4 separate regions of the Homo sapiens genome follow, and all the other regions are linked to region 1. A link is a loop called in an ENCODE intact Hi-C map of the cell type or tissue named here. Cell type or tissue: endothelial cell of umbilical vein. All regions are shown on one strand. Region 1 has its middle 180 kb from the start of CXCL12. Region 2 has its middle 110 kb from the start of TMEM72. Region 3 has its middle 160 kb from the start of TMEM72. Region 4 overlaps TMEM72-AS1 (TMEM72 antisense RNA 1).

The links. A loop is a pair of places that touch in the nucleus more often than their neighbours do. Peaks named below come from ENCODE experiments on the same cell type or tissue, not always from the same donor. Only the 100,000 strongest peaks of a DNase experiment are listed, where the experiment ranks them.
Region 2: a loop joins it to region 1, with 13 times the contacts of the local background. A loop is called at or near these places in 2 of 110 quality-filtered maps.
Region 3: a loop joins it to region 1, with 13 times the contacts of the local background. A loop is called at or near these places in 3 of 110 quality-filtered maps.
Region 4: a loop joins it to region 1, with 2.5 times the contacts of the local background. A loop is called at or near these places in 9 of 110 quality-filtered maps.

The regions. Positions count from the first base shown.
Region 1 is chr10:44,565,178-44,573,177 of GRCh38, reverse strand. No RefSeq gene overlaps it. Among named protein-coding and RNA genes, the nearest start is that of CXCL12, 180 kb to the right of the region's middle. In endothelial cell of umbilical vein, no CTCF peak of the experiment used is centred here; a DNase peak (open chromatin) is centred at 3,607; H3K27ac peaks cover 1,620 bases.
Region 2 is chr10:44,798,452-44,806,451 of GRCh38, reverse strand. It overlaps the pseudogene EIF2AP4. Among named protein-coding and RNA genes, the nearest start is that of TMEM72, 110 kb to the left of the region's middle. In endothelial cell of umbilical vein, no CTCF peak of the experiment used is centred here; a DNase peak (open chromatin) is centred at 4,321; H3K27ac peaks cover 308 bases; H3K27me3 peaks cover 150 bases.
Region 3 is chr10:44,748,467-44,756,466 of GRCh38, reverse strand. No RefSeq gene overlaps it. Among named protein-coding and RNA genes, the nearest start is that of TMEM72, 160 kb to the left of the region's middle. RefSeq lists silencers at 2,900-3,100, 3,060-3,260. In endothelial cell of umbilical vein, no CTCF peak of the experiment used is centred here; a DNase peak (open chromatin) is centred at 3,456.
Region 4 is chr10:44,854,129-44,862,128 of GRCh38, reverse strand. All of the region lies in intron 2 of TMEM72-AS1 (TMEM72 antisense RNA 1), which reads left to right. Among named protein-coding and RNA genes, the nearest start is that of TMEM72, 53 kb to the left of the region's middle. In endothelial cell of umbilical vein, a CTCF peak has its summit at 4,182 (motif pointing right); no DNase peak of the experiment used is centred here.

The DNA.
Region 1 (8,000 bases):
TTACAGAATTCAAAGTCAAAATGGCTTAACCACAAAGGGAAAGTATTGTCTCTTGTAATGTAAAAGGGTGGACTGCAGGCATAGCTGGATCCAGGTACTCAAAAACATCATCATGAATCTATCCCTCAACAGTTCTTTCACTCCCTATGATGTCAGAATTATCAACAGCTTTAGACTTACGTCTCACTGATTTAGAAGCAATAGACAATGGTAGACTCTCTTTTTAAAGAATTCTTACAAAAGTGCCATTGTGACAGGCTGTTTTTGCATTGCTATAAATATCTGAGGCTGGGTAATTGATAAAGACAAGAGGCTTAATTTGGCTCATGGTTCTGCAGGTTGTTCAGGACGTGTGGTGCTTGCATCTGCTTCTGATGAGGGCCTTAAGAAACTTTCAATCATAGTGGAAGGCAAAAAGGGAGTAGACATGTCACATGATGAGAGAAAGGGAGAAAGAGAGAGAAGGGGGGGAAGGGCCACACTCTTTTAAACAACCAGATCTCATGTGAACTAACTGAGCGAGAACTCATTCATCACCAAGAGGATGATGCTAAACCATTCATGAGACATTCATCCACTATGATCCAAGCACCTCCCACCAGGCCCGACTGTTAGTCCAAACTGCACCATTTCATAAGCCCCCTGCCAATTCGCAAATCTTGGTCAAAGTGAAACATTCCACAGGGGGTTGAGCTGTGAGAAACAGCCTGCCCAACCACCTGAACACAAGGCACGGGAACATCCTTCTCATACCCTGCCCAGCAACGGCCCAACCAAGGGAACATCCTTATATCCTGCCGGGCAAAGGCCCACCTGAAGGAACATTCCTATCATATCCTGCTGGGCAAAGGTTCAAGGAACATCCTATCACATCCCACCAGAAAAAGGGCCAAACCGCCTGATCATAGGTACATCTTATCAATATCCTGCTGGACAGCAAGTCATATGGCCCAGACCCCGCCCACCCATACCTTTAAGTACCCCAGCCTGTAAGTGGTGATGAGCTCTGGCATTAAGCTGGTCTCCCATGTCTGCAGGTTTTTGCAATATACCTGTGTTGCTGTAGAGCCACCTTCTCTCTCTCTCTCTCTCTCTCTCTCTCGTGTGTGTCTGTGTGTGTCTTTCTTTAACTGTCACCTTCCCTTCTAAACCTAACACCCACCTCCAACATTGGAAATCACATTTCAACATGAGATTCAGAGGGGACAAACATCCAAACCACATCAGCTATGACTAAGTCTCATCAAACGAATGTAGTCATGCCCATCTCTGAGAAAGTCAGTGTGGCCAGAGGGATGGGCTGTACTGATTACGATCCCTCCAGCTGGAGCTCCGGTAAAAGGGGAGGGACATGCGGCAAGATGCCCATGTGGACAGGGATTAGGAAAAAAAAATTTCCTCAGTGGAAAACCAAGATGCTGCGACTGAAAGAGGGGAGATTGGCTTTAGGCAGCTGAAACAATTGGTCACCATATGGATGCTGGCAATTCATGTCCTGCCACAGACTGAGACCTGGACCTGGAGCCCTGCCCTTCAACATCCTGCCCTTTCAGAGTCAAAACTTCATCTTTTCCTTCCTTAGCACTTTGCTTCCAGCTCTTACTGGCATTTACAGACTTTGGCCTTATTTGAGAAAACGCAATACACAGGACCATGAATTACACTGGAGCTGGAACCATGTCCCCCTTGCTTCTGCTTCCCCAATGCCCAGGGTGTTGCAGCCTCTCCCATGGATTTGCCGAATTCAATATGTTTAACGTATAGCATTTTCAGGTGCCAATGTGGCTTGTTTTGGTGAATAGAGGGACAAATAAAGCATTCTTTCCTCTGTCCACACCCTCTCCTGCCTTGATCCATTCAGGCACCATGGGTGGGGAAGGCCTGTTAGTCAACCAGCCCTCAAGAAGCAGTTAGATCCTAACAGCTACTCACTCTTGAGATGACAGAAATGTGTGGAGAAGCTACTGACGTGAAGCTACCGGCTCATGTCCATGCCGGCTCCATGGTTTCTGAAGAGGCACGAGCCTCTTTTCAAGGCCACAGACATGAAATGCAAAGTTCACAGATGCTTCACCTCCCACCTGAGGACCTTCCTCTTGTCCAGACCATTAGCACAGAGCCCAACGATGAGCAGAGGCGTTAATGAACCCTGTGCAGGCAGCTTTCTGTCTATAGTTCTTGCTCCCAGTTGGGAACTTCTCACCACACTGACAAAATTTATTATGTACCATGGAACTTCAGGGTCACTTGGGAACAGAATAGATATTAAATTCACTCCTGCGAGGGTTTATGGCACCAGCAGCCAGAAAGGCTGCCTGCGGAGCTTCCTCTGGAGTCAGGACATGATCTGTTTGAAGGAGTCAAACTATCCCATTGGTGATGAGTGAGCTCTCGCTCAGTTGGTTCACAGGAGATCTGGTTGTTTAAAAGAGGTTGGGACCTCCCCCTTCTCTGTCTCTTGCTCCCTGTCATCTTGTGACATGTCTGTTCCCCTTTTGCCTTCTGCCGTGACTGTAAGCTTCCTGAGGCCCTCCTCAGAAGCAGATCCTGGCACCACACTCCTTGTACAGCCTGCAGACCATGAGCTAAATAAACTCCTTTCTTTATAAATTACCCAGTCTCAGGAAGTCCCAAGAGCCCAGAGACCCTTCCTTAGCCAGAATAGCTTCTTCATGGAGAACCCAAGGAGCAATGTGCAGGCTCACTTCTTCCAACTGGGATGCCAGACAGAGAGGCCCTGGACCACCAAGTCTTTTTTTCCTGCAAGATTCCTCATCTTCACAGAATGTACCGGATGTGTCTTGGTACCTGGATCTCATGCACAGCTTCATCACTGGTTTCTAGGAATTACAAGACACTCCAGGAGCCCATGCCAAATGGTTTTCCCTGGATAGCAGAGTTCCTCTGTAAATGTGTGACCCTGCTGGCCACCTCACATGCTAAAGGAAGAAGACCAGGTGGTGGAATGCGAGGGGATGGACATTTATCACTCTGTCAGGCACTGTGCTAGGCATGCTGCATGCATTCCTGCCTATGGCTGGTTTGTCCTGAAGGGAATGGAGACTCGGCACTGCAAATTCACCCTGTCCTGTCTTCTTCAGTCTTCTGCGAAGGATCTGGCCCCAGGCTTTCTACTGAAATCCTGGCAGCCTCAAGAGCCTTAGCCCAGCCTGGGAGTGAAGGGCGGGCTGACTTCCAACATCAAGCTCCGCTGCAGAGTCGGGGACAATCAGGGCCTTGAAGCAGGGCCACCTCTGCTGCTGCAGCTCCACATTGCTATTCCGTAGTCTTAGTTCTGGATTCCAGCTCAGCCGCTCCCACAGTGCTCTCAGGGTGGCTCCTCATCAAGTGAGCAGGGACCAGGCATTTCCTGATCATTTGTCCCCAGTGCTGTGTTTTTCACAGGGGAGGAATGTCTGCTCAGAATTCTTGATTGCCTAGGATTCCTGCAAATATGACTTGGCCAAGTCAGTATTCTCAGCATATGCCATTTAAGGGAGGACATTTCCTGTTTTCATTGGCCTAATTCAGGCATTCTTCATTTCTGCGTGGGCAATTGCAAATTTCTTAATAATTTCTCTGTTTTAAATCTTATCTTGCTTCAGTCTGTCCTTCCCACATTGTTCTAGAATTGTAAATGTGTTAACAATAACTGGCAGGTCAGACACAGCAATGAGCGCTTTAGACCTGTGACGTCATTCAGTCCTCAAAAAGATCCTACCAGGAAGACCCTCCAATTCTCCCCAGTTTACAGATAGGAAACACATTTAGGGATGCTTTGGTAATATGCCAGGTCATATTGAGTAAGTGGAAAGGCTGGTATTGAATGCAGACCTGACTCACTCCAGACCATCACCACTCGTTTTTAAAACACCAGTCTAACCTTGTTACTGCTCTGCTTAGAAGATGGGGTAGATTGCCTCTCTCTGCTTCTCCCCACTAAATTCAACTGTGAACCCTAGAAATAAAACAAGAGGCAACCAAAGGAGGACTATGAAAGGTGGGAAGAGAACAGTACACTAATTAGGGACCCTGGGACTAGAAAAACAACACAGCTGGACACAGCTTGTTAAGCTTCAATCCAACAGAAAAAGGAACCAAGGCTCCATGTATCCTGACCCCTGACCTTGTAACAGAAGACGTAATTGTTTACATATAAAATCCCAGATTCTACAAATAAAATTAAAAACTAGAACTAAGAAGTAAGTCCAACAAGGTTGAATAAGACAAAAATCAATACAAAAGTATCCATTGGATTTGTATATACTAAAAATGAACTTGTGGAAACAGAAATTTAAATTTTAATACCATTTACAATTGCCCCAAAGAAAATGAAATAGGTGTAAATCTAACAAAATATGTGTGGTATCTGAATGCTAAAAATTACAAAGTGCTGATTGAAAGAAATCGAAGAAGACAAAAAGAGACACATGATGTCCATGTGTTGGACAACTAAACCAAACAACGATGTTAATCCTTCTCAAATTAATTTAGTCCGATTTGTAACAAAATTCCTGCAAAGTCTTTTTTGGTAAATGTCGAAAAGCTTATCCTAAAATTTAAATGGGCAGGCACAGCATATAGAAGCTAAGAAGAATAAAATAGATGTAATCATTCTGCTTGATGCTAAGGTTTACCATAGAGCTACAGTAATTCCAGAAGTGGACTATTAGTTGATAAATGGCACATAAATCAATGGGACAAAACAGAGAATGCAGAAAAAAATCCCAACTGATTTGTTAACAAATATTTCCTACTTATTTTTTATAAAGATACAAAAACAGTTCAATATAGAAAAATAAGACTTTTAAACAAATGGTTCTGAAGAAGTTAGACATTCTGTAAGAAAAATTAAATAAATAAACTTCCACATAGACCTCACACCTTATATTAAATTTTACTCAAAATGGATCACAGACATACATGTAAAATATTTAAGTGTAAAACTTTCAGAAAACAACATTGGAGAATATCTTCTGGACCTAGGGCTAGACGAAAAGTTTTTAAACTTGACACCAAAAGCAAAATCAGTAATAGGAAAGTTTGATAAACTGAACCTCAGCAAATTAAAACCTTTTGCTGTTCAAAAGACTCTGTTAAAAGTATAGAAAGACAAACTAAAACTGAAAGAAAACATTTGCAAACCACACGTCTGACAAAGTACCTATAATATAGAAAGAATTCTCAAAACTCAACATTAAAAACAATCTAATTAGGAAATAGACAAAAAACATAAACATATATTTCATGCAAGAGAATATATAGACAGCAGATAAGCACATGAAAAGGTGTTCAACGTCATTAGCCATTAAAGAAATGCAAATAAAAGTCAAAATGAGAAACACTACATACCTATCATAATGGCTTAAATAAAAAATAGTGATATTACCTAATGCTCATAAGGATGTGGTGAAGCTGCTTCACTCATACATTGCTAGTGGGAATGTAATATGATACAGCCACTCTGAAAAGGAGCATAAAAGTTTCTTACAAAACTAAACATGTGCCTATCATACCCCTTTAGCAGTTGCACTCTTGAACATTTTTCCCTGAGAAATGAAAAGCTAACTGCATATGAATATCTGCACATAATGCTTATAGCAGTATTGTTCATAGAAGCCCTAAACTGGAAACAGACCAGAAGCTCTTCAATGAGTGAGTTGTTACACAAACTGTAGCATTCTCATACGGGGTATATTATCAGAGTTCTCCAAGCTCCAGAGAAACAGCACCAATAGAAAAGAGTGAGAGAGAGAAAGTCACAGAGTAAGGAGAGCTGATGATATAGTTCCACTTTGAAGGCTGATAGGCTCAAGACCCAGTAGATATTTCAGTCTGTAGCTGAAGGCAGGAAAAAAGCCCATGTTTTTGTTCAAGGCCGTCAGGTGGCAAGTATTCTCTTTTTGGGGAGGGTCAGCCTTTTTGTTCTATTCATGTCCTCAATTGATTGGACGAGGCCCACCCACATTAGGGAGGACCACCTGCTTTCCTCAATCCACCAATTTAAATGTTAATTTCATCCAGAAATGCCCTCACAGAAACACCCAGAATAATGTTTGACCAAATGTCTGAGTAACCTGTGGCCCAGTCAAGCTGACACAAATTAACCATCACACCATAGAAGACTGCCCTGAAATGAAGGTAAAGAACTATTACACAGAATAGCTTGGGTGAGTCTGAAGGGAATTATGCTGAGTGAGACAAAAACCAATCACAGAAGAGAACATACTATATGATTCCATTTACATATAATTGTTAAAATGACAACATTGTAGAGTTGCAGAACAGATCGGTGATTGCCAGGCAGATCAGTTGGTGGCAGGGACAGGAGGGTTTGAGTATGGTTATAAAAGTATAATTTGAGAGAACCTTGGGCTCATAGAACTAATCTCTAAACTGTCATGGTGGATATGAGAATCCACATAGGTGGATAAAATTGTATAGAAATAAATACAACACACACACACACACACACACACACACACACAAGTAAAGCTGAGAAATGTGAATATATGGATGCACTGTATCAATGTCGGTATCCTAATTTTGATGTTGTACTATGATTTTGCAAGATGCTACCATTGGGGAGCATGGGTGAAGAGCATACAGTTTATTTCTCTCTGCAATATTTCCCCAGTGTTGGAGATGGAGGCTGGTGGGAGGTGATTTCATGGGGTGGATCCTTCCTGAATGGGTTAGCAAATTCCCCCCGTGCTGTCCTCATTATAGTAAGTGATCTTACTATAATCACGAGATCTGGTTGTTTAAAAGTGTGTGGCACCCTCCCACTCCCCTCTCTCTCTTTCTTCCTCCTTCTCTGGGCATGTAAGAAGCCTGTTTCTCCTTGCCTTCCACCATGATTTTAAGTTTCCTGAGGCCTCCCCAGAAGCAGAAGCCACTACGCTTCCTGTACGGCCTATAGGACCATGAGCTAATTAAACCTCTTTTCTTTATAAATTATTCAGTCTCAGGAATTTATTTCTAACAATGTGAGAATGAACTAACACATAAACCAGGAATCAGCCACACTTCACTCAGAGTATTCAGGATTTGGCCCTGACCTGGGATTCAGTCACCTCCCATAGCAATGACCATGCAAAGCCAGGGCTCCAACATCCAGGAGCGAAGGAGCACGGATGCCAGGTAAGCAATCAAAGGTCTCTGCTGTAAGCCACTTCTATTTCTTCTATTTCTTCTTCCCAGGCCTGTCTCCTCTTAGAGTAAATGCATCAAGGGGCCTACTATTTCCATCCAAATAGATAAACATCCCAGACTTAAGATATCCATAAATGGAGCTCATCTTTGCCCCAAAGTTTCTCTTCCACCCATTTTTTCTCTAAATTAATTGATGGCACCGCTTTCCCTTCAGTCACCTCCTCTAGGAATCTTTCCTGTCTTATGCCTCTCACCTAGGTTCTAACCACCCTTTCCCTGTGCCAGACATGCTTTTTTTTTTATTTCTAACTCTCTCCCTCCCTCCTCAACCATGGACTTCCATCTCTGTATCTCCCACTTACCTTGTGGATCTCAGCTCATGCATCTTTTCTCCCCACCACACCTGGCCTGGATATTCCTCCACATGCCACCAACGCACCCGTGCATCACAGTGATGGCACTGTCACAGTGCATCTCACTGTTCTGTTTCCCCTCTAGAAGGTAGGTTCCAGAGCCAAGAGTCTCAACCTTGGCTACACATAGAAATCACTTGGGGGATTTTAAAAATATTGACGTCTTGGCCTGCCACCAGATTTTTTTCTGACTAAATGGTATCAGGGGCAGCCTGGGCTTTGGAATATTTAAAAGCTCCCAGATGATTCCCACGTATAGCCAAGTTTGAGAACCATTGTTTTAAGCTACCAAGTCTATATGTCCACCATTGTATTCCCAGTTCCAAAACAGAGCTGCACACATAGTAAATCCATCAATACTTACCACCTGAATGGGGCAAGCAGAGAAATTTATCACTATCTTTCTGAAAAACCTTAAGTCATGGGGTCTGT
Region 2 (8,000 bases), 230 kb before region 1:
GATCCTCAGCTGGGTTCATATACTGACTGTGGGAACTAGAAGCATCATTATCTCTGAGTCTGTAGCCACATCTTCCAGGAGTGGCATGGACAGCCCCACCTTCTCCTGGAAAACAGTTACCTTTCTTTCCAATCCCCCTTCTTGTCATGAACTGTTATACTGCTGCTGGGTCTCTTACTTGACTAACTTAGGGGAGGTCTGTATATGTGTCCTCCACTCCCTGCTGGAAAGTAATGGGAAATGTGTGAATTCTCCAGGCACACAGCCTTTGCTCTTGCAGTTTCTCTTTGGCCATATGAATAAGCTCGTGATGAATCCTCAGCAGTAGGATTTTGGATTGCAATTGGTGCTCTCTGTCACCACTTTATTGATGTTGGCTGCAGAAACCTCCCCAGTCTTCAGTGGGGTCCAAATGAACCAGAGCGGGAGGAAGGAAATAAACTGTGGTCCCTTCATAGGCTCCTATCAGTTCACACTCAGCACCAAGGCCATCTGGCACCTGACTCACATTCCACAACTGTGTCGTCCACAGAACCTGCGCTCTGGCAGGGCAGGGACTGACATCCCTCCTTCCCTGCCTTACAGCCTGATTCTTCTGATATCCTCATCTCAGAAAGGGTCACCACCATCCTTTACTTGCTCAATCCAATAACCTAAGCAATTGGCTCAAATCTCTATCACTCCCTGTCCACAAAGAGTTCACAGTCAGATCCAAACACACCTCATACTCCACCATGCATGGCTGCTCTTACTGCCATGGCTGTGTCACAGCGATACTTCCTCCCCACCTCCCCTCCTCCATGGCCTCTGCAGTGCTCTCTCTGCTTGCTTTCCCTTTCTCACTTTATTCACTGCATAACAGCAGCATGATCCTCCAAGAAGTAATTCCATCCATCTCCCTGTTCAAGGCCCTAGAACACCACTCATGGCACCTACAGTAGCTTCCCACGCCTGCCATTCCCCACACACCTGTCACTCCTGCTTCCCAGTCTCAGGCTGAGCACCTTTCCCCTGCTGGATCCCCAGCCAGTCCCCCTCTGGTGAGCACAGGCCCCTCCGACCTGGGAGCTCTGCATTGTCCCCTAGGTGCCCTAGGCGTGAAAGCCTTGTCCTGGGTCCTTATGTGATGGCTTCCTTCTTAACCTTCAGATGCTACTTTCTGAAGTAGCCTCTCCCAGGTCATGTCTACCTCATTGCCCTGTTACTACGTTGCCTGGTCATGTGTTGACTGGCCCATTGTCTGTCTTCCCAGGCAGAATGCTGGCTCAGTGAGGGGAGGAGAGAAGTCTTTCTCACCATTGCTCCCCAGCCCTAGCATGGAGCCTGGGACATAGTAGGTGCCCAATACACTTTTGTTAAATGAATTAATTAGATTCTTTCCTTAGCCTTCTGTGTCCAGTGTGGTCAGGAAATAGCTACTGAATGAAAAGGAAATAGATTAATGGATCAATAATGGTGTAATTCTGTTGTAAATCCTGCTGCAAATGCCCCCGACATGCAAGGCAGCTCCTGGGTGTGAAAGCATCTCTTCTCCATTTTTTCCTCCCAGTCATGTTCATGCAGCAGCATTGTTTATAACCAGATTTCCTTTGATCATTTGCAGGACAAGAATTCATCTTGTGTGGGTGGAAAAGATCATGACTCTGGAATTCTAAAATATCTCCCAGATTGATTTTTTTTCACCAAGGAAGCACCTGTGGATGTGGGGCCCTAAATGAGAAAGTTCTGATTTTACACATCTATGATTTGGATGGAAACAAAAGTGAATCTCTGACCTTCTGGTCACCTCTCTGGCTAGCTCTCCCATTCCTGTACATTTACTCCAGGGGGAAAGTGCAGAGGAGGTGGGCCATGCCAGGAAGGGCACAGCCATTGGAGAATCTGAATTAGTGGATTTCAAGCAAAATTAGAGTCTGGGGCTAGGACCACCTGGAAGCTCCTGTGGTCTTCCAGAGCTGACACAAGTGGCAGTGAAAATGGCCTGAAGAAGAGGCAAAGGGACTTGCTACAACAGCCACTGGCACCTGCCTCTGGGCTTGCCTTTTGTCTCCCTTTCCTTGCTCTTTAAACCTGGCTATCCTTACCCTCCCTTGGAGAACACTCCTCCCAAGACTGACTGTAAAGTAAGGCTGCCCCTGCAGAGCCCGAAGATGAGCCTGGCTGAGAAACAAGGAATAATCTCCCGGCTTTCCAGACTCCCCTCTCCCCACTGCTGGTGAAGCTCATGGCTGGTGAAACCTTGGCATGTTTAACCTCTCCATACAAGTAACTCATTGACTGTAGATTTTAGAAGCATCTGAAAATACAAGATAACGTTAAAGTATGCATGTGTGTGTTTGAAAGAACAGATGGGAAAATCCCTTTCCCATAGCTATTAATAACACTTTCCAGGCACTAAAAGAACAACAGCCATAACTCTCACCCATCCAAAAAGTGCTGAGCACAGCACTTTCTTACTTTACACACCTCCTCCCTCCTAATTGCTCACTGGTTGGATTTCTGATCTGATAACTCTATTTAAAAACTGAGTTTTGCGGGAATTTCATCCTTGTCTGAGCTCTTTCTTTTGGCCAAGCTCTTCATCTCTGTAGCTGCCTCTCTTACCCTGTGAAACTGGCCAGGGTGGCACCTACTGCCAGAGGTGCTGCAACCCCAAACAGGGGCATGATTGTCATGTGGCTAGGGCCACTCAATGCAGTTCCAGAACACCCTAACTCCCCCAGAGGAATCGCCATGTGGGCCAAGTCCTGCATCTTCTGGCACTTGAGGTCCCTTCATCTTGTCTCCTGCCACTTGATAGAGGCCTGGTGTCAAATGAGCACTCTGCGAATGCTTATGGAATGAGCATTTTCACCTCTCACCTCTGCTCCCTCTGCTACCAAAGTTCTCAAGGTTCTTGGGTCACATCGTGGCCCTTCCTGGGTTTGAGTCTGAACAAGAACAAGCTGTTCTGTCTGCCCATCTTGCCTTAAGAGCACCCATTTTCCAGTTTCCTGATGCTGAGTCCATGTGTGTTTACCTTTGAAAGGAATCAATTGAAAATCTGCAAAAGGGTTGAAAAGTGGAAAATGGTGGCATAAATAGTCTGAGGCATAAAGGAAATTTTTGATGAAAGGAAGTCAATGGCATTGGAACCAGTGGTTTCCAGGATTCAGCACTGAGATGGGATAGAAATGGATGGGCTTCCCCAGAGAGTGTGAACCACCCCAGCTTGGAATAGTAGGGCTGGGAGCGCTGAGGCCAGGTAGGAAGCAAGTTGGAGGGAATGATTTGGAGGACCACACTAAGACGCTGCCCAAGCTTCACTTGGCTCAGCCTGCAAGCCAGGGAAAAGGAAGATGTGCCTGTAGGCTCTGAATACCAGTGGGCAGAAGCACAGGGTGTCTCAGCTGGCGCAGAGCTGCACAATACACCCAGGAAACACCAACCCCAATTACTCGGCCCTGCAGTGAAACCCTAATTCTTCTGGCAGCTGAGGCAGGATGAGCTAAGTTTGTATGGATGAGGGAAGTTGATCAAAATTTACTATTGAGTGAAAACATGAGTCACAAAAATTATATTTCCATATAGTACACACATGCATGCACAAACAAACATGCACACACACACACACACACACACACACACGCACATCCCTGAAGGGATTTACAACCAAACGAACTCAGGGTTCAGATTCGGAACTGGACTTTCTCTTATGGGTACTGTCTTATTTCTCCTCTCATGCAATGATCTTGTTCCTGATTCTGAGGGACTGGCTGATTCTGATTTCCTGGTGGTCATGCTTTGGGGAAGAAACCTCCAGTCCCCTGACTGTGCATCTCAAACCCTGATTTCCCTTCCAGGACAGTTCCATGTGTGTGCCTGCAGCCAATTTTCTTGATAAGTTGACTATAGCCTCCCAATAGAATCTATAGATTGTCTGTGGGATGTTTGCACTCCGTTGAGCCTGGTTTGATACATAAATGTTTGATTGACCACATAATTTAAGTAATGTCCATATTGTGTCACTGGAGGCCTCTGGGTGGAGGCTGGACCTCAGGGGCCTGTGGAAAGATGCTTGGATTTTCTTCTAAGTTTAAAGGGGACTGGATCTCGGCTGCCATGTCATTACCCTCTTTTACTCAGCCTCTGCATAACCCCTGGTTCTGATGGTGCACAGGTGGGAAGGCCATTGTGCCTCCCTTATTCTGGGCCACAGGAGACACCCGGCTCTGAGCACTCAGCCAGAGGCCTCAGGATCACCCCAGGGAGACTGGCACCCAGCCAGCTCATTGCCTGACTTGGCTGCAGCCCCAGCCTGTCTTTGAGGTATTTAGAAAGCGCAGCATGAATGCCTCTGGCATGGCCCCAGCTGTGGGAAAATAAAATGCGTCATTTCTCAGAGACAAGTTCTCAGTGTCAAGTTCAGTGTCATTCAAGTGGCCCTAATAGAAGACTGTGCTTCCTGTCCAGGGAGTATTGCCCTCCCATGTTGGACAACTGCAGGTGCCACTGTCCAGAGGACACAGGGACAACCTGAGAGACCTGGTTCTGATTTTCTATAAAGAAAATTCATCACCTGAATTTCCACTATTTTAAGACAATCTCCATTGTTAAAAAAAATAAGCTTTGATGCACTGAAATTTCGGAGTTTATTTAAGCAGTAATTCATGAATTGGGCAGCTCCAAACTAGAGTGGTTTGGAACTCCCCAGAGGTAGATGAAAAGCTTTAAAAGGGTGAATATGGAAGCAGAGCAAATAAATTAATTGGTTAAAATTTGAACAATGGCCTCATTTGGACTATGTAGGTGGGAAGTTCAAAGTGATATAACTAATAATGTCCAGTTGGCTGGTGGTGGGCTGAGCTTAAGTTTAATTTTTAAAAAATTAGTCATATATAGGAAATGAGTCTGAGTTGGGTTTCAGGGGTTTGTTTATGTAGGAACAAAGGGCATTGGAGCCACCTCAGTCTAATGGCCTCCCCATTTAATTATTTTAACATCGTTAGTATTCTAGAACCAACCTTTATATTTTAAAACATATATAGAGCACTCTCTCTCTCTCTCACACATACACACATATACACGTGTGTACATATGTATACATATTTATTTTTGTGTATTGATCTTTTATCCTGTGACCTTGCTGAACTTACTTATTCTAGGTTTGTTTGTTTGAAAAATTTCTCAGAACTTTCTATGTAGACTATTATGTCATCTCCCAGTATTGAAAGTTTTTCTTTCCATCCTATGTGCCTTTTACTTTCTTTTCATTCCTCATTGTGCTGGCTGGATTTTCCAGTACTGTGCTGAATGATAGTGGTGAGAGTGGACATCCTTTTCTTGTTCTAGAGCTTAGGTGCAAGCACTTGTCCTTTCACTGTTAAGTATAATAGCTATGGATATTTTGTAGTTGTTCTTTATTTCTAAACTTCTAGTCCTCAGTGGTCCCCTATCCATGAATCATTTTTTTTTGCTCAATTAAACTGTTAAATTTAATTTATCTAAGGTTTTTCTTTTAATAGTTATATCTGAAGTATTTTTGTCTGTTTGTTTTTTAGACTGTGTATAGTTGGGTCATATTTTTGATTTAATTCACCCTGTCAATTTCTGTTTCTGCTTTTCATTTGGTATATTTAGACCATTTACATGCACAATAGTTATTGATCTATTATTCGATCAATATAATATAATGTTGAGGTTATCTACCATTTCATTTTTCATTTTCTGATTATTCTGATTGTTTATCTTCATGTTTTCTTTTTATTCACTTCCTGTGGGTGACTTGAATATTTTTAGAATTCCATTTTGACTTATCTTTAGTGTTTTCTGATATATCTCCTTGCATTTATTTTAGTGATTGCTTAGGTAAATTATATGTACATATCTTATCACAGTCCATTTGGGTTGGCATTGTAGCAGCCTGAGTGAGTTAGAACACTTACCTATTCTTATGCCCCTTTACCCTCCCCCATTCTTAATACAATCATCTTAAATATTTCCTCTACATGTGTTGGGAGCTATACAGACATTATTACAAGTTTTGCTCCAGCGGTCAAACATACATTTGGAAATTCAAGAGGAGTGAAGTCTGTGGTAAAAAAATATTTACCCGTATTTTTGCTTTTTCTGTCATTCTTTCTTCCTGATGTTCCTGTGTCCTTCTTTTATGAATTCTTTTCTGTTTAATGAACTTCCTTCAGACATTCTTTTACAGTAGGTCTGCTGGTGACAGATTATCTTGGTTTTACTTCATCAGAGAATGTCTTGATTTCCCCTTATCCCCTGAATGATATTTTTCACTGGATGTAGAATTCTGAGCTGACAGCTCTTTTCTTTCAGCACTTGAAAAATGTTCCTCTTCCTTCTTGCCCCCGTGGTTTCTGAAGAAAAATCTTCTGTTCTTTGAGATGTTTTTACCCTGTGGTTAAGTTATTCTTTCCCTCTGACTACTTTCAAAAATTTTTCCTTGTCTTTAGTTTCCAGAAATTTGACTATGATGTATTTTAGTATAAATTTCTTTGGTTTTATTCTGTTTACGGTTTGCTCAGCCTCTTGAATACGTAAATTTATATATTTTCCAAATTTGTAAATTTTCTGACATTATATTTTGAATACTTTTTCAGCCCCCACTCCTGTTCTCCTTTCCTTTGGGGACTTCGGTGACACAAATGTTAGACCCTTAGTTATAGTTCCACATGCCCCTAAGTTTATACATAAAAGACATCAGGTATATATATACGTTAAATATAAATATATATATTTAATGTCTCTTCTTTCTGTTGTTCTTTCTTTTATTGGGTATATTCTATTTTATTTTCAAGTTTACAGATTCTTTCCTCTGTTTTCTTCATTCTGCTGTTGAATTCATCCATTGAGTTTTTCTTTCTGCTTTTGCATTTTTTAATTCTAAAATTCCTATTTTGTTCTTATGTTTTTTATTTCTTTGTTATAATTTTCGTTTCTTTTTTTGGGGGGAGGGGGGACAGTCTTGCTCTGTAGCCCAGGCTGGATTGCAGTGGTGAGATCTTGGCTCAATGCAACCTCTGCCTCCTGGATTCAAGCAATCCTCCTGCCTCAGCCTCCCAAGTAGCTGGGATTACAGGCATGCACCACCATGCCTGGCTAATTTTTCTGCATTTTTAGTAGAGACGGGGTTTCACCATATTGGCCAGGCTGGTCTTGAACTCCTGACCTTGTGATCCGTCCACCTTGGCCTCCCAAAGTGCCGGGATTACAGGGGTGAGCCACCACACCCAGCCTCTTTGCTATAATTTTCTATTCTTTTCCAGACATCTTCATCATTGCTCCTTGAAACATTTTTGAGGTGCCTGCTCTGAAATCCTTGTCGGAAATTTCCAACATCTGTGTCATCTTGATGTTGTCATCTGTTGATTGTCTTTTCTCATTCAAATTGAGATCTTCTTGGATCCTCAGATATTTAATTGAATCCTGGACACTAGCTATTATGCTGCAAGACTTTGGATAGTGATGAAATCTTGTGTTTTAGCAGGTCTCCTCTGATGACATCTTAGCCATGGGTGGAAAGGGTGTCTCTTTACTCCTGGGAGAGCATTGAAGTTGAGGCTCTTGACAAGGTGTCCAGAGACACTGTGGGAGGTGGGAAGGAACTCATTACTGCTCAGCAAAGATGAGATTCCAGCCTCCACACTTAGTCTTCTTGGCTTGGGAAAACTTGGGCAGGTTTGAGGGAGTCCCTTTACTCTCTGGCAAGACTGGAAGTGCAGGCTTTCCACTCAGCCTTTGCTGGTGGGATAAAAGTGGGGCTGCAGGTTTTTTCCTGTGGTGTTCTGCTGGAGTAAAATGGTTATTATCTAAAACTTTTCTGTCTTGTGAGGCTATACAATTCCTGGTCCTTTGGCTAAAGTAAACAGCTTTCTCTTGTGGAGGGTAGGGGAGTGCTATTTTTGCCTATATCTGTTGGCATTTCTGGGTCATTAGCTTCTCTAATACCTAGTCTGGAATATATGAGGCCAGAAGAAAATTCACAGAACTCACCA
Region 3 (8,000 bases), 180 kb before region 1:
AATGAATAATGGGAATGACTAATCTAAACTGAAAATGAATAATGGAAATCACTAAATTAATCTGGCTCATTACAAAATTGCATTTTCCCCCTCTAAAGGGTCCCTGGGAGTGACTGCAGTGGGCGCAGTGGGTGAGTCAGCGGGGACCATTGGATGACTTATTCTTCCACACCCGCAAGACAAAGCTGTTTCCCACAGAACAAAAATTGGCGGGAGCTGACTCCGTTCAGGAGGGAGAAATGAGATATCAAAAGAAAACTCTCTGAATTCCAATTTTCCATTCCTAAAAATAGGATTAAAAATTGTACCCTGCTCATGTCACAGGGTTGCTCTGGAGAGCAAATGAGAGTCAAACTAATTCAGGGCTCCCCTGCCCTGCACCACCTGTCCACAGCCCACGCACCATTGCCAGAGGTGTCTCGGGAGACGGGGGCCGAGGGGGAGATGGGAGGTGAGAGGAGAGATTGGGGGCAGTGGGGAGGTGAGGGGGGATGGGAGGAGACGGGAGGTGAGGGAGGATGGGAAGAGTTGGGGAGATAGAGGAGAAGGGAAGGTGAGGGAGAGACGGCCTCGTAGCAGTTCTTCACAAAACTTCAATAACTGTGGGGTCCTGAGAAAATGGGATCCGCTATTAAAATGATATGGGAAGCAATGAAAAGGAGCCTAATCCAAGAGTATGAATGCTTTTCTTACTCTGGAGTCACTCTTTTCAATACGGAGAATATGTTCAGCTTCATGAGCTTCGTAAAGACCCATGTGGGAGTTAAGCTGCTGAGTCCAGTTAGGGGAAAAACCTTACATAAGTATCTTAGCCTTCCTAAGTCTTCATTTCCTCAAATGCAAAATGCGGTAGATGATACATTCTTTGTTGGCTTGTGAGGATTAAATGAAATAATGAACTTTAATGCTTGGCAGGTGCTTAGCACATGTCAGGCAACAATAAATGGAGCTATTAGAAGTACCAGTATTACAGGAAGAGAATTATTATTAGAAAATCGTTCCTAGAAGATAATTAGATTATTATTATTAGAAGTGCCAGTATTCCATATAATGACCCCCAATAAAGATGGTAATAGGGTCAGGTGCAGTGGCTCACACCTGTAGTCCCAGTACTGTCAGAGGCCAAGGCAGGCATATCACCTGAGGTCAGGAATTTGAGATCAGCCTGGCCAACGTGGTGAAACCCTGTTTCTACTAAAACTACAAAAATTAGCCAGGCTTGGTGGTGGCGTGCACCTATAATCCCAGCTACTCAGGAGGGCTGAGGTGGGAGAATTGCTTGAACCCAGGAGGTGGAGGTTGCAGTGAGCCAAGATTGGGCCACTGCCCTCCGGCCTGGGCAATAGAGCGAGACTCTGTTTCAAAGAAATAAAAAGAAAAAGATGGTATATGTGCCAAATTTTCTTTATCCAGTGTATCATTGATGGGCATTTGGGTTGGTTCCAAGTCTTCACTATTGTAAATAGTGCTGCAATAAACATACATGTGCATGTGTCTTCATAGCAGAATGATTTATAATTCTTTGGGTATATACCCAGTAATAGGATTGCTGGGTCAAATAGTATTTCTGGTTCTAGATCCTTGAGGAATCGCACACTGTCTTCCACAATGGTTGAACTAATTTACACTCCCACCAACAGTGTAAAAGGGTTCCTATTTCTCCACATCCTCTCCAGCATCTGTTGTTTCCTGACTTTTTAATGATTGCCATAGTAATTGGTGTGAGATTGTATCTCATTGTGGTTTTGATTTGCATATCTCTAATGACCAGTGATGATGAGCTTTTTTTCATATGTTTATTGGCTGCATAAATGTCTTCTTTTGAGAAGTGTCTGTTCATATCCTTTGCCCACTTTTTGATGGGGTTGTTTGTTTTTTTCTTGTAAATTTGGTACATATACACCATGGAATACTATGCAGCCATAAAAAAGAATGAATTCATGTCTTTTGCAGGGACGTAGATGAAGCTGAAAACTATTATTCTCAGCAAACTAACACAGGAACAGAAAAGCAAACACCGCATGTTCTCACTCATAAGTGGGAGTTGAACAATAAGAACACATGGACACAGGGAGGGGAACATCACAGACTGGGACCTGTCAGGGGGTGGGGGGCAAGGGGAGGGAGAGCATTAAGACAGATACCTAATGCATGCAGGGCTTAAAACCTAGATGACGGGTTGATGGGTGCAGCAAACCACAATGGCATATGTATACCTATGTAACAAATCTGCACGTTCTGCACATGAATCCCAGAACTTAATGTATAATAATAATTTTAAAAAAGATGGTAAAAGGTACATGAATCACCATGGACTGCACTGGGCAAGCCATTTTAGTGCTGCAAATACGCAGATACATTCCTCTCACATATGTACAGTGTTTTCTCCTCTACAGAGTGTGTCTTCACTCGAGCTCCACCAGTCCCCTGTGTCCAGGTGAGGCAGGCATTGTTGTTCTGGTTTCATTGACCCAGACCTGCACTTGGCCATATGGCCAGCAAAGGTGGGGCTGGTTCCTTCTCCTCAGCCTATGCTCATTCTGTAGAACACAAATGCCTGTTGTCCTCTGATATTTCACTAAAGTCTTCTCCATCTAAATCTTACTCTTCTTAGTCCTATGATCAAAGCACTTTGCTTCAGAGTTTTTCTTTTCATCATAGAATGTCAAATCTGGATGATGGCTTAAAAGCCAACTCTCCAAACCCCCTAACATACGCTGGAAACTGAGGTTCCTTCCTACACAGGGAGCTACTCAAAGTCACAAAGGTGGTAAATATTGATAGTAGAATCCTGACCGTCTGTGTTTTAAGGAAATGCCCTTTAAAATATACCCCATGGCTTCTCAGACCCATTGACTCATTTCTGTGTCTGTGTGTGTGTGAGCATGTTTTGCATACTATAATTGTAAATGCTATGGCTTCTGACATGTCATACCAATTTATCTGACCTTCCCAGCACCGTAGACCAGGGTGTCCTTACTGTGCATATCCAGTGCATCCAGCCTCCCTGGGAAAGTGGGTAGCCGACATGCTGTAATCTACTCACACACACAGGCAAGCTCTTGTGATAAAATGCACTCTAACCAGAGTCACTGAGCTATGTAGACTTCCACAATCATTAAAAAGGTGCAGCAGGAATTTTCTGTAGGCTCCTGCCAAATTGGCAGAGGACTAAAGGAGCTTGTCTAGCACAGATGCCCCAAACCCTAGATGTTGCTCCTCCAGGGAGCTGGAGACTATATTGGTGAAGTGAGAAATTTACCCCAATCATGTAAAGCAAATAGTGGCATCATCAACCCATCAACAGAAGTCAGCAGGCTCATGAGGAATGAAATATTGTTCAATTCACCAATCTAAACAACCTTGGCCATGGCTGGGCAGATTGTATAAACAACTATTAAAACCTCTCTCCTCCATGAAATATTCACCTATTGTCTGCTGCCAAAACCAATAAACTGCTTTCTTGGCTGAGTCACCCAAATATTTCCTTTGACAGCAGCAGCTTTCAACTCCAACTGCAAGGCCAAGTTGCATGACAAATATACCACGAGGCCTATATTTGGATAAGTATGTTTTCTACCAACCCATTAAAAACATACCCTGCTGTTATGGATGAAATGTCAATAGTCCTTGGAAAGCACAATGAAAAGAACATCGAAAGGAACCATGGATCATGTTTCCATGGCTCTGAAACCTGTAGGTAGATTTTGTTAAAAAAAAACTTCAATAGTGTTACAAAGCCATGAAAAAAGCCTTTCTTGTCCCTCCATGACTGCCCCTTCTGTGTCTACATAGGCATATATCATCTCATCTTTGAATTGTGTGCTGGAGACAGTGGCAAAGCCCACAGGACCTGACTCACAGATGTTTTTGAGGCCTGATGCCCTGTCTTGTAATGAGGGCCCTACATTGAAAATGGTCTGGAATTTATAGACTGCGAATTACCCAAGGTTCAGATGACATTGTTCAGATTCTCCTCAGAAGGGTTCGACACAGGTTGACAGAGTTCTAAAGGCATCATCTGTGGGTATGGCACATCTGCATTTCAGCACAATTAGACCCCCATGTACCTGAACCATGTAGAAAATGTCAAGCACAAATTCTCACAGTTATCATGACTAGGGCTGTCTCATCAGAATACAGAGGTAATGCTGAAATTATAAAGTTTAACATGTTAACCATAACCATTTTCTTTCAACTTCAGACAGGTAAATGAGACCAAGTTGTGCTGCATCATCTTTCTTGCATAAACCATACCTATAATAATGTGCAATTATTTAAAGCAGAACTCTTGCAAAGCAATGTAGGTACAGAATTTTGCTGAAGTTTTTGAAATAAACTTTTTTCAATACTTTGCTGTTGTTTCTCTCATTCCCAATTTGAGAAGAATTTCCTTAAAACTTGGCTGTATAGAGTTCTTCCAAAATATCCAGCTTAATTTCATTATATTCAACAGCTCTCTTTTCATACTGGTATATCAATTTAATAATACTTGATTATCACATAATAACATATAATTGAGGCAAACTCTTCTGGAAGGTGCAGAAATTTGTACACATGCTAATGAATGGTTTTCTAGTCCCAAGTTTTCTGCATTGCCGTATACGTTGTTCAATATATTTGAAGAGAGAATGGGAAACATTAATCAATTCAGCAGGTTGACTCAAGCATGAGTAAGGTAGCTTCCACTATGGTAGTGTTCATGAAAGAAAGAAAGAGAGAGAGAGAGAAAGAAAGAAAGAAAGAAAGAAAGAAAGAAAGAAAGAAAGAAAGAAAGAAAGAAAGAAAAAGAAACTGGGTGGACTGCTTTTCACTCTTTGCTTAAAAAAATTAATAGCATTTATTTTTTAGAGTAGTTTTAGCTTCACAGCAAAGTTGACTGGCAAGTACAGAGAGTTCCCACACACATTACCCCCGGCAACCCTCCAGCCTCCCTCACCATCAGCATTCTCTTCCAGAGGGCTCACTCATGACAATTGGTGAACCAACATCAATGCACCATTGTCACCCAGAGTCCATTAGACTTCACTGGTGTACATTCTATGGGTTTTAACAACACAGAATGTGATTTATCTACCACTATAGTATGAATATACCAGGATAGTTTTATTTCCCTAAATCCCATATGCTCTACCTAGTCATCCTTTTGTCTGCCCAGCCCTGGCAGTACCTGATCTTTTTAGTGCCTCTATGGTTTTGCCTTTTCCAGAATGTCAGATAGTTGGAATCATAGTGTATGAAGCCTTTTCAGATTGTCTACTTTCACTTCATAATATGCCTTTACACTTCTTCCATGTCTTTTGTGGCTGGATAGCTCATTTCTTTTTAGTCCTCAATAATAGCCCATCATATAAACGTACCACAGCATATTTATCTATTCACCTAGGACATCTTGGTTGATTTATACCTTTTTTAAATTAAAATTTTATTTTAAGATAATTGTAAATTCACACTCAGTTGTTAGAAATAACAGAGAGATCCCATGTACCCCCACAGTTTCCCCCAGTGGTGACCACTTGCAAAATTATAGTATAATGTCACAATCAGGTTATTGACATTGATACGACCCACTGATTTTATTCAAATGTCTCCAGTTTTCCTTGTGCTCATTTGTGGATGTACTTAGTTGTATCTAATTTTATTACATTTGTAATCACATGTATCCACTGTCACAGAAACTCCTGGACATCTCTGGCACCACGAAGATCACCTTGTGGCCCTTTTATAACCACACCCACCTGTGTCCCCTTTCCCTCCCCCCATTCATAATACCTGGGAACCACTCATTTGTTTTCCATTTCTATAATGTCATTTCAAAATATTATATACACAGGATCATACAATATGTGAGCTTTTGTTAATAATACCTTTATTGAGATATAATTCACTACAAAATTTAACCATTTAAAGTGTGTGATTCAGAGGTTTTTTGTGTATTCACATGAAACCAGGTTATTGACTTGTTTCTAAAATACTGTAAAATGTGAGACCTATATTTTTATATTACTTTTTTATCTATATGCAATGTGATTCTTGAAATATTTGGATATTAACAAATTACCACTATCTATTAATAATTACAAAATATTTAGATACCCCATATCCATTAGCTGTCACCCCTCCCTCCAGCCCTTGGCAGTGACCAATGAATGGCAGTAATGTGATAACTTGTGGGAGGGAGAAATTAGAAATATTCTGGTACTTGCACTGCATATGAAGCTCTATAGTGTGATCTGAAGGTAAACTTAGATTAGATATAGATGAATATTGGAAAACCTATGGCAATTACTATAAAATAAAAAATAGAATTATAATTCACACACTGAGAGGATATAAAATGGAATTATATAAAATGGCCAATTAAAACCAGAGAAAGCAGAAAAATTGGGGGAAAGAAAGCACAAATACAGTTATTAGAAAACAATTAAAAATTTGTTAATAATCCAAATATTTCAAGAATTGCATTGCATATAGAGAAAAAGTACTATAAAAATATAGGTCTCACATTTCACAGTATTTATAAAGAAGTAGACACATAAAAGAGAATCAAATGAAGAGACCTCTGCTGTGAAGCAAAAACGTGAAGCAGATAAGTCAGCTTAACTCCACCTATTGCCATAAAATATCATGGAAAGGCAACACATTAGCCCATTTACTATTATGACATTTTGGAGGGAACTAAATACGGGCCTAGGAAACAAGGTGAGTAGTAAGACCACACCGACCATCTTGGATGGGAAGGAGAGCAGGCAGGGGCCTCCAGTTTTGTTTAAAGGTGCCTGGACATTCCATTCTGTGGACTCTGCTCAGTCAGTCTAAGTAGTAAATCATGTGCTTACATGTCCATGTTGCCACACTTGTTCCGTTAGCTGCTGTGGAACCCTGCCCTGTGCCACCCTGCCTTGAGGTCTCCTGTGGAGCCACTTCCTTTCAGGCAGCCTCTTTCCTTTCCAGATCCCCGTTCTCTCTTGTGGCTTCCTTGGCCTCACATCCACAGTGAACAGTAGCCCAGCCTCAGCCTCGGTTCCTAGGACCTCAGCCTGGATTAAAGGCTGGCCCCACTTGGACAGTTTTGTGGAATGTCCTCTCAGCGCATTTACAATCAGAAGAGCTGTGGCTCCTGCATTTCCGACTATTGCACTTCTCTCAGATGGTCAAGGACGCGGTCCATGACCATAGCCGGAGGAGTCTGTCCCGAGAGGCATTCCAGTGAATGCTTAGGGGAAGAGCAGTCATTCACTGAGTGGAAACTGTTCATCTTAGCTCTTCCTAAGAGCCTTCAGCTGCTGGGGGCCATGTGTCCTTAAATAGCTGGCCAGAGGTTGCTACTCAGTTTTCACACCTGGATAATATGTTATTTAAAGATACAATACAGAAAAGTGAAGAAATGATTAATACACAAGTCAAGATAGTGCTTATGCCTTGTTGGGAAAAGGGATACCACTGGCACACTGGGGGCTTCTAAGGTACTCATAATGTTCTATTTCTTAACCTAAGTGGTGGCTTCATGGGTTTTGTAGTCGTGTTCTTAAAACATATATCTCCTGAGTGAGTGAACATAATTTAATAAAAAAAAAAAACTATATCTGGGAAGACAACCCAGATACTAGCTACTGGGCAAAACCAAGTTTTTCAGCTACCAAAGTAACCCCACTCTCCATTCTTAAGTAAAACTCACTCACCCTGGGCTCCCACACACCATTTATGTCTATTTCAACATCTCAAGGTATTCAGGGCTACTCTACCTCCTCTCTCACAACTGGCCCTGAGTTCCAGCCTCTGTTCTCCTTTTCTCACATCATGTTCATAGAGGCAGGAGGCAAAGGAATTCTAGGCAGACATGGGTGGGTCCCCAGTGAAACCCCATCTTCAAGCAAAAGTAGCCTGAAACCCATAGCCCAAAGTGAGAACTTCTATTTTTGTTTGCCTGCTCTCTCCTGATTGGTTCTTTCTGAATAATGTCTTTTTACCAGTCAAATGTTGCCTTTTCCAAAACTACC
Region 4 (8,000 bases), 290 kb before region 1:
CCCTCTGACACCCTAGAATGTGAGCTACGCACGGGCTGAATCTAATCTGGCCTCCGGCAGGGACAGTGATTCTGTGGCTTCAGACATGTCCCTGAGAAGCAGAGGATGGTGTAGCAGGCACCAGAAAATGCTGATGATGACGATGATCCAGCAAAATAGTTGGTGGAGAAGGAGCTGGGCTCCTGTCTTGCCTCTGCCACTTACTGGCTGTGTGCCTGTTTCTAGGCCTCAGTTTCCTCCTCTGTAAAGTGGGGATGACAGTACTACCTGCTTCATGCAGATTATGAAACATTAGACAAGATAATGAGTAAAGTTTTTAGCATACTACTTTGCATGTAGGTTTTGGTGGTTTCTGGTTATTATTCATAGTGATTTTTTCAGTAATTATATATTGAAAAGAAAGCTGAAAACCATTAAAGGATGTTAAAAACACCATGGAAATGTGCTTATCTTTTTAAAAAGTTGCAGTAGCTTTGGGAAGTCACCAGGAATGGCAGCCACGTGGCTCCAAACTGACTGCTGTGTGGCAGGGACCGCCAGGGTGGGGCTGGGTCCAGCTCAGAGTCATCCTGCTGAGCTTTCAGCCCCCAGATCCTTATCAAGTCATTGTGAATCTCAGCGCATTCCAATGGGCCATGTTCATGATGCCTGTGGAGGGGTGGGGTGGTTCCCTCCACTTTGGCCCAAGGAGAGTTTGCCTTTCCCAGGACTCTGGCCAGTAGAGTTCAAGTGGTGTAATTTTCTTCATCTCTTAACTGTTTCCAGGAGTTTGCAGAGCCTTCTCCTTCCTGGCTTCCTTCTCTGCCTTGGGGGTGCCTGTGGCCACAGGAGCCCTGAGCAGGGTTTGCACTCCCAGTCTGGGGATGAACAGGAGGACCTGTCTGATGGGAGCAGCTGCCAAGCAAGGGTGGGGATGGGAGAGAACCCCCAAACAGAGCAGGCGTGGCGTCCGGGTGGGCCAGATGAGCAGGGGTCCAAGGTCAGGGTTCACAGGCTCAACAAGAAGCTTCCTCTTGGAAACCTAAAAAAGGAATCAGGACCGAGGGACATAACCACAGAGACACCAAAGGCCCAGACAACAGGCTCAGGCGGGAGCGTAGCTACTTGTGGTCATAAAGCTCTGAATGCTGCTTTAGTCTCCAGGCCCCAGGGCCTGAGCCTTCAGGACCAAGATCTGGAGCTCCTGCCCTGCTATACCAAAGGTGCTGCTGTAAACACTGTTCTGGTTCTAACTGTTTAATCCCACGCCAACTCTAGGAGGCAGGTGCTATTTAATATCATCTCCAGTTACCAAGGAAGAAACTGAGATTCAGAAAGAGAAAGGCACCTGCCCAAGGTCGCACAGCTTGTGAGCTACAAGGCTGGGACCTGGGCAGCCTGGCTCTGGGGGAAGCGTCAGGCACCAGGGTCCCTGCAGGGGCCTCTGTGCACTTTCTCATTCACATGGCCTGAAGCTCATCCTGAGGTCAGCTGGGAGACTGTGCAGCCCTCTTCAAAGGCCCATCTACAGAATTTGTGAGTCTTTGAACCATTTATTGATTGTAGAAGACAATCAGCCCAGAGAGACGTGAGATGGTTCTGTAGGAAACACTATGATAGGACAGTCAGCAGGAGCCTAGTACAGCACTGAGTATGTGTGTGTGTGTGTGTGTGTGTGTGTGTTTGTGTGTACACTCAGAAAAAAGCAAGTTCCTACTGTGGCAAAGAATAGAGGGTAAAAATGCAAACATGCGAGTACCCCTCTGACACAATGAGTTCTTTCTATCATTCATTTTTTTCTTTACCATTTTAGTGGAGGCAACATTGCCCCAAGGGAATAAACGGACATTAAATCTCTGTGTTTTGGGATTTTCCTGGCATTTTTAAATCAGGAAAGTACTATTTACAGCTACATGCTCACACACACACACACACCCTGCACACACACACACACACATACACACACACACACGGGGAGGGTCACAGCAGACAATGGCACCTGGCCCAGCGGGGTCCCCTGGATGGGAAGGCAAGTGCAGTGTGTCAATCACTTAGAGGGGCAAAGGCGGGCTAGAGGGAAAGCCCCCAATTCCTGAAGATGGTGGGGCTGGACAGGAGAGACCTTCATCCCTGTCACTTTCCTCTAAGCTCCATACCAAGTGGAAGTCACGAAGGTTAGGGTCTTGTTGCTCACCCATAAAACGAAGTATGGTGATGACAGTGATGGGACTAAGTCACACTCATGTTAAGTTGTCCAGTACCTGCGACACAGACACTGCAAGAACAGTCCCTCTAGGTGTTAGAGACAGCAGCCTCTGTCCCAAGGCATCTGTGAGAGTTGGAAGTGGTGCTTGGTAGATGGCATTGTGTGGATGGGTACTGGGGGGAGTCACATCTGCGGGTTGGTCCCTGTGCAGCACACAGAGAACGATGTCTGCGTGGACCTCACTTGATGGCTGTGACAGCCTCAGCTCACTTGGCTTCCCACACAGGAGACCTGCAAGGCCACTCACAAAAGGCGATTGATTTAGTGGCTCAGGGCGCTGGGATGGAAGGGCCTGGGGAGTCCTTCAGTGACGACCCTTCTCTCTGCGTGGCCTCAGGCCCCAGCCTCCCCACTTCTCCCAGTTCTAGCAACTGACACTCATCTCTTCTCCCCAACCCTCTTTTCTCTTTCTAATCTGTGAAAGAAAAAGTAGTCCCCACTTCCCTGGGGCTTTACCTTTAGAATTCCAAATTGTTTTACCACAACTTGGCTCTGGTAAATTCCAAGTTTTGACTTTTCTCTCTGTTGTTTAATATTTGAATTTCAAGACCCAGCTTGGAAGTTGAAGAACTGAATATTGAGGATTTTATTCCCTTGTGTTCCTGCTACATAACTCCTGATTCTCCTTCTTGCAGAACAGGCTAGAGGGTGAGTCACTGTCTCAGTCAGCTTGAGTTGCTGTAACAAATACACCCTAGGCTGGGAAGCTTAAACAGCAGACATTTACTTCTCAGAGTTCTGGAGCTGGGAAGTCCAGGATCAAGGCACTGGGAGATGTGGTATGTAGGGGGCCCTTTTCAGGTTTGGGATGGCACCTTGCTGTGGTCTCACATAAGGGAGAGCAGGGAGGTAGGGAGCAAGCTAGCTCAGGTCTCTCTCTCTCTTTTTTTTTTTTTTTTTTTTTTTTGAGACAAGAATCTTGCTCTGTCACCCAGGCTGGAATGCAGTGGTGTGATCTTGGTTCACTGCAACCTCTGCCTCCTGGGTTCAAGTGATTCTTCTGCTTCAGCCTCCCGACTAGCTGGGACTACAGGCTTGTGCCACCACGCCCGGCTAATTTTTGTATATTTAGTAGAGATGTGGTTTCACCATGTTAGCCAGGATGGTCTTGATCTCCTGACCTCCTGATCCACCTGCCTTGGCCCCACAAAGTGCTGGGATTACAGGCGTGAGCCACCACACCTGGCCCTCAGGTCTCTTATAGGAGCACTAATCCCATCATGAGAGCTCCAGGCACATGACCTCATCACCTCCTGGAGTCCTCACCTCCAAATACCATCACATCGTGGTTAGGCTTCAACATGCCTACTCCAGGAGGATGCAAACATTCAGCCCATAGCAGTCATGTACCTGAGGTTGTGATGAAATAAATACACAAAATAACATTTCTATCTATCACCATCCTCCTCCTTTTTGACTGTTAGCTGGGCTGGCCAGCACCTCGAGGATGGTGGGTTTGCTGGCATCTTCCGGCAGACAATGGGGGCCCTGATGATGGGCTAAGAGACCCAGTGGCCCTCACTCTGTCTCTTAAGCCCTTGACCCTGTGGCCTTTAGTGAAGCTCAGTGCAGTTATCAGGACCCCATGACTCATTTGCTCTCCAATTCTTCCTAAGGATGTTTACAGACCAACTTACACCAGCAATAGCTTTTAAAAACCCTCATGAAGAATTCCCACAGTCTACCCATAACCTCTGCCGCAGAGTTCGTAATGTCCCAGACCCCCGTCCTCAGCCATGCAATCACTAGCGTCTTTATATGTAAAGAGAAGATAGTAAAACCTTGCCCTGCTGAATTCATGGGATTCTTTTAAGAGCCCAGCAGTGGTAGATGGGAAGTTCTTTGTAAACGGAACCATGCTGGGACCACTTGCCCTTTTATTCAGGGTCCTGACTTTTCCTTCCTGGCCCTGCGGTCCCCCTGCAGTGCACTCTCCTGACCCTAGGTGGCAGCAGCACCTCGGCTCCCCTCAAGGGAGGCCTGCTGCGGATGGAGGCTAAGGTCAGGATGCAGCCTAATTAGCTGAACAGTTTGCAGCCCTGCTCAGCAAAGAAACCCCTGGGGTGCGGGAAGAGAGTGACTCACATTCTTGTTTCCTTGATAAAGGAGAATGTTTTGAGAGTCATTCTAGCGTTGCAGTCTGGGGTCACACCATCCAGACACTTGGCTTCTCTTCCTTCCCCAGCATCCCTCAAGACCTTTTTTTTTTTTTTTAAATCCTCACTCCCCCCAACCCCCCTCAAATGCACCAATAGGCTCAGTCAGAACAAGGGCTCAAGAGTCTGCCCGAATAAAGACTCTTCTGTGTCCACAGGCTCAATGTGAGCATCCCTGTCCACACCCGGGCCTGGCCAGACCCAAGGGCTTTCTTACAAGATGTGTGAAACGTCAGCATTGAAAGGGCTGGGCAGAGCATCTAGTCTAATGGGAATTTGACAGGGGTAAACTGTGCCTGAGAACCCAAAAGAGGCAGGGAGGGAATGAGCATTTCCTGATCACCTGCAGCGTGCAAGCCCTGTGTGAGGTGTCGGTATACCTGCTCACTCTTCTAGAACAGCCGTAGGATGGGGTAGGTGAGGGAGGTGGGTTTCAAATGGAAAAAATGGCTGCACAAGAGAACACAAGTAGCTTCAAGATGAGAGTAGCTCAGTTCATTCATGGATTTATTTTTCCTGCAAATGTTCACCCTGGTGTGTTTCAGTGCCCAGGCCTGGGGACATCCCAGCTGACCCCTGCAGCTGGGGGCTCTAGTCAGGCCCACTGTCATGCCTCTGGTGGCTCAAGGGTGCACCTGGTCCCGTAATGCCTCCCAGGTCGGCCACACCTCTCAGAAGATACCATTCCTCACCTTCCTCGTGTGCTGGTTCCTCTCCTTCTGACTTTGGTTCTTCAGCCTCAGCTTATCTCTTCCTCCCCAGAGCTGGTGCTGACTTGAGCCCCCATGGCCTTGCCTTGGAAAATATGACAATGACTGTAAATGTTTGGCCGCAGAACTGTTCTTTCACGGGGCCACAAAAGAACGTGTGGCCTCCTGATAATGCCCACGGCTGGTGCAGGCTTGGGGAAGGAGGCCTCTTGCAGAACCAACCCTATAGATGCTGTAGCACCACTGACCCCTTGCACATACATATGCTGCTGACTAGCTCTTGGCCTGAGAAACTTCATTCATTAACATCTTTCCCAGGGCACCTGTGTCCCCTTGGAATCTGGTTTATCTCCAGACAGAAAAACACATGGTTCCTGTTTTCCTCAGGCAGCTCCTGGTTCCATACTGGTCATTGCATGGAAGGTTGAACAGGAGGATTGCCTAATTCTGTGCATCTGAATGAGAGCACAGGCCCATCCAGGAGGTCTGCCGCAAATGCAAAGTGCTTGTCACATTACAGGCAATCAGTGAAAGGAAGCTGCCTCATGGTGTCAGCATGGGTTGCATGTCTTATAAATATACATTGGATCTCTCGCAACAAAGGCTCTGTAGAGTTTGAAGGGACGTGGGAGGGATCTAGTTTTGACTTCTGATGGTGGAACATCGGGCATCAACGTGACAAGGCACTTTGGGCAAGGGGGCTTGTTCTCTTCATCTCTGTGAGAGATAATTGCCATCTTTGGTGTTCATCATTCATTTGTCCACTTAATTCTGCTGGCTGAACCTGGAATGACACCACACGCTGGAGACAGCTTGATGAACAGAACAAGACATGGCTCCCAACCTTGCCCTTTGTTGTCTGATGGAGAGCAGGGAAGCAAAGAAGGGAATAGGAGGCTGAGAGGTGAGGCTGGGCCATGTAAGGCCTTCTGGGCTATGTGAAGGATTTGCATCTTTAGCTCAAAAGCAATGTGAAGTGTTTGAAGGGATTTTAGGAGGCGAGTAATACAATCAGGTTTGCATTTCACTATTAAGTAGATGAGTTGGATGGAGGCTTCCAGATCTGGAGGCCTGGAGAATATTGGTCCAGGCAAGGATGGTGGCACACAGGAATAAGGCAGTGAGGGTGGAGATGGAAAGAGTGAACAGATTTGAGAGATGTTTAAGAAGCTAAAAGTGTAACCTGCTCCCGCCAGAGTATCTGTTCAACCAATGGCAAAATCAACTCAATGGATTACATACTGGTCCTGGGATCCTGTGTTTCAACCTCCTTGTTGTACAAGAGATAGTTTGTAGGTCTGAGGGCAAAGGAACTTCTGGGGGCCCACAGCAAGTGAGATGCAGAGCCAGGGCCGAGACTGGTGTAAACGCATGGGAACCACACTGGGGACTCACAACAAAGCCCAGTGCTGGATGAGGTCCTCTCTAGGCCTCTCCCTAGGGATACCTGGGTCCTCTCCTTTCCTCTCCCTGGAGCAAGCCCCATTACCCCATCAGGGAGAGGAAAGGATAGGATCCAGGTCTCCAGCCTCCAGAGACATCTGCTTACCAGGGGACCCGGGGAGTGAGGAAGAGTATAGGAGCAAGCATGGAGTGGGGCCTCTGCTCAGGCCCTGTCCCTTCTTTCATGGCGCCTACAGCACATCTTTCAGCAAAGGATGCGACAGGCAGCAGGGTGGGGAATCTGAGAACAACCAGGCATTTGATGCCTCTGGGGGCAGGGCAGATAATGAGATGCAGGCATGAGCCCAGGGGGCTGTTTGCGGTCCAGTCTGCCCTCCTTCTTGGCACTGAGGCCAGACTTAAAGGTCAGGAGGACGTCAGACCCTCTCATCTGGGGCTCTCCTGGCAGCCCCTCCCCTCTGCACTCCTCTTCCAGCCCCTGCACGCTTCTGCCGCACCAGCTTCAATGCCTCTATTGTGGCGGCAGCTGCAGCGCTGGGGGCTCTGGCCCTCTCTCCCTCTTCTCCCCTCCTGCAGGCCCCCATGGGTGGGGAGCTGAGCAGCTCCTTCCTATTTTCTGTACCCTCAGGCCCAGAACTCCTGGTTTCTGGTCACCCTCCTCATTCTGGGCAGGTGGCTGCTGGTGACCCGGCTCCAGCTCCCTCTCCCGCCTTTTCTGGGTGGATGCCCTGAGTGACACAGGAAAGTTTCCCAAAGCAGGTGGACTCCTGGGGCCACCGGGACCTGCTCTCTCCCTCCACAGGAGATTCCTGTCTGTAGATCTTGGCTTTCCTGCAGGATCCACACTGGAGGGAGGGAAGGGGTAGACTGGGGAAGAGTTCTGTGCTTTCAGCTGTAGCATTTAGATTCAAGGAGAGAAATGGAGAGAGAAAGAGAGAGAGAGAGATTGCACAAAAGCATTTTAAAAGAAACCACCTTTATTCTCTTACTCTCCAGGTGGGTACACCAAGCCTGATAAAATCCAACTTTGGAGTCATATGATTTAACTGGAGAAGTCTTTCACTTTGGTATGAGACTTAAACAAGTGGTCTCTCTTTTCTGACTTTGACTTCCTTATCTGTTAGCAGGGTCTCATGCCTCTCCCAGCTCTGTGGGTTGCTGTGAGTCCCAGGACACCTAGAAGTAAACTCAGGAATGAATGACTTGAGCCACCTCGGTGCTCTGTCCAGGCTGCCCCTCCCCACCCCTGCCTGCTATCACAGTGCCATTAAGTTTAAGTGACAAAGCAAGGATTTAAATTAAAAAGGCAAAAATTTCACGGAGAGTTGGGCATTTGAGCTGCGCAGAGAGCTTACCTGAAGTGCTGCAGCCCTGGAAGCACAGCCAGCTGGCTGCCCAGATGTACTGAGCCAGTGCAAAGCTTGACATAATGGAAAGACGGTTGCTCTCTGTCCCCTGGTCTGAGCTGACAGCAAACCACAGAGA